2 separate regions of the Homo sapiens genome follow, and region 1 is linked to region 2. A link is an interaction called in ENCODE POLR2A ChIA-PET data of the cell type or tissue named here. Cell type or tissue: B cell. All regions are shown on one strand. Links, peaks and the distances in the headings refer to the core of each region. The heading gives the core; the rest is flanking DNA. Region 1 has its middle 31 kb from the start of CASR. Region 2 overlaps CASR (calcium sensing receptor).

Region 1 (4,400 bases), core at 117-4,116, 96 kb after region 2:
TTTTCTTTCTTGTTTGAGACAGAGTCTCACTCTGTCACCCAGGCTGGAGTGCAGTGGCCTGATCTCGGGTCACTGCAAGCTCTGGGAAGGACATTTTTCTAAAGATGTATCTATAGTGTTGGTTGGGTAGGGTGCTTTGGCTTTGATTGTGGGTACATGTGGTAGTCTAGCCTCTGTGTGATTTCTTCAGCTGTAAACAAGGTCAGTGGTATCTACGATTTCCTCTTTGGCTTAGGGTGTGGTTCTTAGTGGAGGTTGTGATGAAGTTTTGCTGGGGACTGGAATGCCATGGCCAGTCCTTTAGCCCCATTGTTGGCAGCAGCAGTCTGAGCATGCCTGTCTTTGGGCACCAGAGCAGCATGTACTCACGCTAGTGTTGGTAAGTCCAGATGGGTTGATTCTTGGACCTCCAGGTGCCTTGCTTGGGTGCCAGGAGTGGCAGCAGTAGTTTGGGTGGTTAGGTAGGTTCTTGGGGCCCCTGGGCAGCAGGAAGTGTGGGTTATGGCAGTAGCAATGGTGGGACAACCCTCTGGGACCCAAGTGTTCTTGGTCCATGTTAAGGTGTGACTGGCTAAGTGGGCCAGTCCCCAGGCCTGCAGGTGGCACATGGGGGTGGGTGCCAGCTGTGGTTGTCATAGCAGTTAGGGTAGGCCTGACTTCAGAACCTGGGAGGAATGCTCAAGTACCAATGGTAGTGGACAGGGCTGGGCAATTCCCAGGCACCTGAATGGCATGCTTGAGTATTTAGGGGATGAAGCTGGGCTGGGCAGACCTGTCCTGAGGCCTCCTACTGGTGCATGCAGGAGCTTGCTCTGCTATGCTGTGGCAGGGTGATCTCCTAGGCACCAGTGGAATGGTTAGGTTGTGGCAGCAGTAGCTATACTGCAGCCCTGCTACTAGGGAGTACAGGATTGCTTTCAGTGAGAACAGCTATAGGCAGCCAGCCGGGGGGCACACACTTTACTTACACTTCAGCCTCACAGCAGCCTGCAGCTGCAGAAATTGTGGATTGTGGAATTTGTCCTTGGGGCATGTGAAGATGCTTGGCCACTCCTTTCCTGGGGGTGTGGGGTTGCTGCCAATGGCTCCTGACTCAACCCTGGCAGTAGTGGCTACAGATAGAAAATGTCAACTGGGCTCCAAAGATGTGGAGATGCAAGGGCTGTTGGTCCCCAGGGCAGGAAGCATTCTAATAGATATTGGGCTCCAAAAATGATGCCATGCTACAGCTGCTTAGTACTCAGGGGTTTGTAGGCCTCAGCATGAGCTCCCTCTCTGGAGTAATGCCATTGCAGTCTCCAGACAGCTCCCTGTGTTAGTCTCAGGTCCTGTATGGGTTGAGGTGCTCTCTTGTGGTTAGACTTGTTGGAGTCCACGGTGGGAGTTTGGGCCACTAGGGTCTCTTACTGACCCTTCACGGCATTAGGGAGCCTCTCCAGGCTTCCAGTTGATCCTGGCTGAGTAGGCCGCTGCACTTTCCTCTTCTTCCTTGGATTTGGTGCTTCCCATCAATTCTCTGTTGAATTCCAGTGCTTTCTCCTAAACAAAGTATTCAAAGTGTGATTATCCACTCACCATTTTGGTTTTTCTCCATGGAAGAGGTAAGTAACAGATGCATCTAGTCAGCCATCTTGAGCCCCTTCCTTTTGCACTAACCACTCCTATTCAACATTATTCTGGAGGTTGTAGCAAGGGCAGTTAGGCAAGAAAAGAAATAAAAAGAATTCCAATTGGAAAGAAAAAAATAAAACAATCTCCATGGCATGATCTTATGTATACAAAATTCTAATAAATACAAAAAAATTAGAACAAATAAATGAGTTTATCAAGGTTGCAGAATACACAATCAATATACAAAAACCAAGTGACTTATGTACACAAAAATCAATCTGAAAATGAAGTTAAATTTTGATTTACGATAGTATCAAAAAGTGAATTACTTAGCAATAAATTGAACAAAACAAGTGCAAGACTTGTATTCTAAAAATGACAAAACATACATGAAAGAAATTAAAGAAACCTGAAATAAGTAAAAAGACAATTCCTGCTCATGAATCAGAAGAGTTAATATTGTTAATATGGCAACACTTCCCAAATTGATCTGCAGATTCAATTCAATCCCTATCAGAAACCCAGCTGAGTTCATTTAGAAATTGAAGAACTGATTAGAAAATTCTTATGAAGTTGCAAGGCACTCAGAATAGTCAAAACAATATTGAAAAAAAAAGAACAAATTTGAGAACTCACACTTCTTGATTTCAAAACTTACTACAAAGATATAGTCATCAAGATTATGTAGTACTGGCATAAGGACAGATACATAGATCAATGAAGTAGAATGGAGAGTTCATAAATAAACCTATGCATCTATGATCAACTGATTTTTGACATGGGTACCAAGACCACTCAAGGGGCAGGGGAAGAATCATCTTTTCAATGCATGATACTGGGAAAACAGGATGGCCATATACAAAAAAAAAAAAAAAAGATAGACCCCCCACCTCATTCCATATACAAAAATAAATAAATGTAGGTTATAGACATAAATATAAGAGCTAGAACTACAAAGCTCTCAGAAGAAAACAGAAGTAAATAGTCAACAGGCACCTGAAAAGATGCTCAACATCATTAGTCATTTGGGAAATAAAAATTAAAACTACAATGAGAAATAACTTCATAGTCACTGAGATGGCTGTAATTAAAACAAGAAGTCTTAGTGAAGGTGTGGAGAAATTGGGATCCTCATAAATTGTTGGCGGGAATATGAAATAGTATACCCACTTTGCAAGTTTGGAAAATTTAGCAGTTCCTCAAAATGTTATAGAGTTATCATACGACCCATTACTTCCAGGTATATATAGGAATAGATTTAAGTATGTATATCTATGTCCTACATATATACCCAACAGAATTAAAAACATGGCTAAGAAAAACTTGTACACAAATATTCATAGCAGTATTATTCATAATAACCTAAAAGCAGAAACAACCCAATGTCCATCAACTGAAGAATGGATAAACAAAATGTGACAGTCATAAAATGAAATATTATTTTGCCATAAAAGTAAGTTAAGTTTTAGTAATATTCTACAGCATAGATAAACATTGAAATAATTATGTTAAGTGAAAGAAGCCAGACATAAATGGCCACATGTATGAATCATGCATAGCAGTATGACTTCATTTATATGAAATCTCCAGGATAGGCAAATTCATAGAGACAGGAAATAGATTAGTAGTTGCCAGAGGCTAGGGCAAGGAGGAAATGGGGAATGATTGCTAATAGATACGTGGTTTCCCTTTGGAGTGATTAAAATCTTCTGGAATTAGATAGCAGTGATCAATGCACATCCCTGTGAATATACTAAATACCATTGAATTATACATTTTTTTAAAAGCGAACTTTATGGTATGTGAATTGTATCCTAATAAAGCTATTATTAAAAATTTAATCAAGATAAGGTGAAAAATTTGAAGATATCAATAAAAATAGAAGAAACAGAAAAGTAGTCCAATAAATCAATAAATGGAGAGTAATGTGATTTTCTTCATAGAAAGATTTAGTATTATAAAGTTACAAAAGCATAATGTGTTCACAAATTAATAGGTAAATTCAGTGTAATCTCAATGAAAATTAATAACTTTGAAAAATGATCCCCTTCAAAATGATTCTAAAGTTCATCTGGAACAATAAATGGACAAGAATAACCAATAAAATTTTGAAACAAGAAAAATAAGAGTAGCTTGCTTCACCAGAACAAAACCTATTATGAAGTTAATGACTAGAGAGTAGAAAACTGGATCCAAGAAGACTATAATTATTTCATGATAAATGAACAATTGCTAAAGTTTTGGGACAAAATCATACCTCACAACATATGCAAAGCTAAATTCCATATAAATTAAATAAATACAAAAAACAAGACTATTAGAACAAAACATTGGAGAATATTTTTATAACCTTGGGATGGTTAAAACCCTCCTAAACTAGATTAAAAACAGGTGTAAAATGGGAAAAACAGATGTATCTAAATATATACAAATTAAAATTTTCTGTCCAATAAAAGGCACTAGAATAAACAAAGAAAATGCGGGAAATATTTGCAATGTACATAATAGGCAATATATTTCGGTAAGAGACCACTTCTTTTCTTTTTCTTTTTCTTTTTTTTTTTTTTTTTTGAGATGGAATTTCGCTCTTGGCACCGAGGCTGGAGTGCAATGGCGTGATCTCGGCTCACCGCAACCTCTGCCTCCTGGGGTCAAGCGATTCTTCTGCCTCAGCCTACTGAGTAGCTGGGATTACAGGCACCAGCCACGATGGCTGGCTACTGTTTTTTTGTATTTTTAGTACAGACGGGGTTTCACCATGTTGGCCAGGCTGGTCTTGAACTCCTGAC
Region 2 (4,400 bases), core at 189-4,188:
ATAGATTCTTTGTATATTCAGCTTACTCGAGTGAGCAGTTTTGGCACTTGTCTTAAGAATGCCTTAAGAACTCAGAATTTTAAGGAGTCCCATGGACTGAATTAGATGGGAGAGAGAACATTATAACTGGCTAGGGTTAGTCACTGAGACCTGTTAAATTTTTCCTGTGAAATATTAACTACTTGGAGTTTATTAACTTAATTAGTTCATTCAACAGAAAATTAATGGCAATAAGGAATAGAGGAAGGAGAGATTTGGGGTCAATTTGTAGCAGTTAACTCTCTCAGTCTAACATATTCTTCAAACCACCCTTTTGAGTTCAGTTGTCAGGGTCGAATTTGCTTCCAAAGCTGAGGGTCATTCTAGATCCTCCATCTCCCTGTCCTCCAACATCCAGTCTCCTGGTCCTGTGATTCTGCCATTGCTTCCCACTCTGCCTTCTCCTACACACTCCTGTGGCCAGTGCCTTCGTCCAGCTCCCATCACCTTCCACCTTCCATGTTGTAAAAGCTTTATTTTCTTTGTACTTGACTCCTGGTTGCCCCTTATCCCTTCTCCCCGCTTCCTCTATTCTGCTGCACGGAGGTGGATATGACAGCTAGAGACCATCTTGAACAAGGAGCTACAACCTAGGAAATGATGGTGCCATGAGCTAAGCTTTTCATAGAGCAGAACCTTAATATTGAACTATTCCTGGACTTTTGCCTGACAGAGAAAAAAGGCTTCTGGCTGGTTTAAACCACTGTTATTATATATATTTTTTCTTACTGTAGTTATCTCCAACAGTATCTAGCAAAGAATCACAAATAAACTCATTTGTTCTCCTTACTATACATTTATTCCATTTAAATCATATATAATCATGTTTGCCTTCCTGCAAATGAGTGTTACAAACAAAGCTGAAGCTAGTATTTGTTCTTTCTCTCAATGGCAGATACATCTTGGAAGAAGAAATGATCCGTGCACCAGGTGGTTTTATGTTTAGAAGGTTCTTGACATCAGGAGGAGTGTTTCAGTACGGACAGATAATGGCTTGTTAGGCTTTTCAGCCAAGGATCGGAGATGAGGGCAGACCAGTCAATGGGTTCCATGGGTTCATGAAGTTATAAATTCGTGCAATGATTTACTCATTCAAAAAACATTTATTGAGCTCTCTATGTGCTAGATACCAGGGAGTGCAAGACACTAGGGAAAGAAAGTTGAAATTTTTGCCTTCAAGGTGCTCAAGGTTTAAAAAGAGACAGAAAGGCGCATTATAAGGACGGTGATCTAAATGTTATAAAGAGGCATGGTTTAAGTGTTGAGGGAGCACAGAGCAAATAGTGATATTCTCTGGTGATTGCTGGGAAAGAGAATTAAGTCAAGGTGGGGACCAGAAACTTCATGAGGCCAAGGCCTGTCTCTTTTCTTCACCATTGTTGCCTAGCACCCAGCACAGCACCTGGCACAAATGATTCACAAATATTCGTTGAACAAATGTATGAAGTGTACACAGTAAAGACCAGAGGCTGGTTGGGCAATTCCTGGACAGGACAAGGAAGGGGTCACCCCACGAGACTGATGGTTCCTGTAGGCAGAGGCTTCTCCATGATCATAGCTGCATCCTCAGCATCAAACAAAGAACCTGGTACTAAATGGATGCTCTAAAAATGTCTGTTGAACTTGTTGTCCAAAGAGTAGCTACGTGGCTAATCCAAGTTCCGGAGTCAAAACAAGTTAACAGAGGATAGCAAAACAACGTCAGGAGTGAACACTGCCACATTTCAATTTTCTTCCAAATAAAAACCACCCCTACTCTCACCTCTTGGCCTCAACATTTCTGGAAATTGTGAATCTCTAGAGCAAAATGATTTTGCTCACATTTCAAATAGAGAAAACCCAGGCGCAGACCTTCTGAACATAAAATCACTCAGTAAATTAAAGGCACAGCAAGCTCAAAAGCTACTATTTTTGAATTCCTAGATGGCAAAAAAAAAAAAAAAATTCTAGGTTGCCTAGAAAAAAGAGAATTATAAGACCAAATTTGATTTCCAATAGAATTTATCTCCATAACGTGAGTACACTGCTATGTCTCTGGTTTATTGTACTGTAATCTTTACTCTCTTTCGTCACAATGATCATAAAGATACTAACAGTAGGGTCTGAAGCCACTATTGCAGAAAGGTGAAATGTGTATGTTTTAATGAGGGTGAACAGGAAAAATAAACCTGAAAAAGTTTAATCAATAATCACCAAACTCACGTGCCTGGCTGTAGTTGCAGCTTCCTTTACCTCTTGCTGAAGAGACATCCACAATATGGGTTTCTATACACAGCTGGTGCACATTTGCCAAAGAATTAGGGACTCTTACCTGCCATCACCAATACGGCCATCCCTAGTTCTATATCAGACTTCATTCCTTCTGTACCAAAGCAAGGCACATGTTGTTTTAAAATGAGGGCCCTCTTTCGGCACTGGGGGAAACACAAATTGCCCGGTCACCCTTGGCTGCCTCCCGCAAGCCCAAGCCCGGCTTCTGCTGTCTGCCTGCCAGCTGCACATGGTCTTGCCCTCCATCTCCCTGACAACAGGTGTGACTTTTGGGGAGTCCATGCCTCATTTAGTTCTGGTAATGGCTTAATTGAGTTGGAAAAATGCAAAGACAGGAGCGTAATGAAAAGCAGCTGAGCTGGGTGGGTTCTTGTGAGTCATTGGAAAAAGCTATCAGGGAAGGGAGGGAAAAGGATGAACAAGAGTGGTGAGGAGCAGCACAGGGCACAGAGCAAAGTGGGGAAACAGAAGCCTAGACAAAGCAAAGAAAGGCTGTAAATAGAGGAAGCTGACATTCATTAATGCTGCATCCTGAGCTCCTTGAAGACAGGGCCAGGTCTGTCCCATCCGCGGCCTGGAACATGGAGGGGCTCCATGATGATGGTTGAGTGGGTGCATACTTGTGTGTACTGCCGGCAACATAACAAACTCTGTGTCCACATAGGACTGAGTGAGTTGCTGGCGACATAGCCCACAGGAAGTTAAGAAACTTCTTGTCCTGAACTGTTTCCTTTATGCCTTAAGTCAGCTCTGCTGACGGATGTATGAACACCAACAGAGTTAATGAAATGGTTCATTTGAAAAGCGAAGATATGCAACTCATGTTTTTATAAAGAAAAATGCCAGAGCCTCAAGTCCTACATAAAAGAAACATTTCTGTGGAATAACATCCTGGCGTTGCCTCTCCAAATCATAAGGAACCCTGACTACCCAGGGTGGCATTTTTCAGTATGATGTCCCAAGATGTGTCACCAGGAAGTGTTCTGGGGTAAAACAAGTTTGGGAACTAATGTACACTCTGCCACAGGAGCACATATGCCTCCTTAAAGGCTCTGAGAAGTCCTGCAATAAAGATTATTGCTTATTTTGGTATGGGACACTTTTTTTCTTCCCTGAAGGACACTTTTCATGATGCCGTGAAACATGGGCTTGGAAGGGCTGACTGAGTGGAAAGCATAAAGTCTGTAATCTGAGATTCTCGCATTTGTTTAGGTGTATCTTTGAATGGGGAGATATGTCTGCCCCTCAATGGGCATAGCAGTTTTTGTAATCCCAGGTATGAAATTCCAAAGGGTATTATTGGAAAGAAGGACTCAGGTGGGGTGGGTGACTGCTGATGTAACTTTGAAGTCATTCTCTGGTCAGGCATATGTTTCTGTTCTCCGCTACTCCTGAGGGATGGGTTTCTATTGTACATAGAAAGTTGTACACTGAGCCTTTCCCCATCCACTTGCAACTCTCCTGACCTCACACAGTGTCTTTGTCTGAGGACCACTGGGGACATGTGGTGGTGTGCTTGTAGTCTGGCTTCTAAAAGAAAAACAAGACCTGACTTGTGGTGTATGCTAAATATTCCCACCATGGTCAGTTTCAAGCTACCAATGGTTTAACAACATATTTGTAAAAAATCTGAATATTTAACCATCGGCTCTCAAGCGCCGATAGAAGCCTGTTCTAGCACATCGTGGGGACATCTTTCTAAGCACATGGAAATTCTGGTTTTCTTTGGAAAACCTGGCCAAAATTATTTTATAGGCATTACAAATCTTCTCTCTTCTCCTGTTTCCTTCTTTGAGTGTTAGGAAGCTGTAAGCCAAGTTTGTGGCTCCGCTGTAGCTAAAATAGAAACCAAAAGCATGCATTTTAGTGTTCTAACATTACGTGTGCATTATTTTAAATTCTTGCACATATTTTACCCTGATTTCCTCAACACATTAAACCTTTCATTTTTATTAACAGCAACAGGGATATAAACACGAAAACAAACCAATAAATCTGGATTTTTGCTGTGAGCAATAAGAACTGTCCCCAGTTGAAACTCTCTGTGTAATTAACAGGAAAGGGTCTGGAAAAGTCATTCTTGCTTTATT

The links. ChIA-PET counts read pairs that join two places held together with the same protein. Peaks named below come from ENCODE experiments on the same cell type or tissue, not always from the same donor. Only the 100,000 strongest peaks of a DNase experiment are listed, where the experiment ranks them.
Region 1: POLR2A ChIA-PET joins it to region 2 with 6 read pairs; 2 of 35 experiments call an interaction of 5 or more read pairs at or near these places.

What each region holds. Positions count from the first base shown.
Region 1 is chr3:122,150,525-122,154,924 of GRCh38, reverse strand. No RefSeq gene overlaps it. Among named protein-coding and RNA genes, the nearest start is that of CASR, 31 kb to the left of the region's middle. In B cell, for the core only: no CTCF peak of the experiment used is centred there; no DNase peak of the experiment used is centred there.
Region 2 is chr3:122,246,192-122,250,591 of GRCh38, reverse strand. The region is part of intron 1 of CASR (calcium sensing receptor); the gene reads right to left. Among named protein-coding and RNA genes, the nearest start is that of CASR, 65 kb to the right of the region's middle. In B cell, for the core only: no CTCF peak of the experiment used is centred there; a DNase peak (open chromatin) is centred at 2,511; H3K4me3 peaks cover 370 bases; H3K27ac peaks cover 458 bases.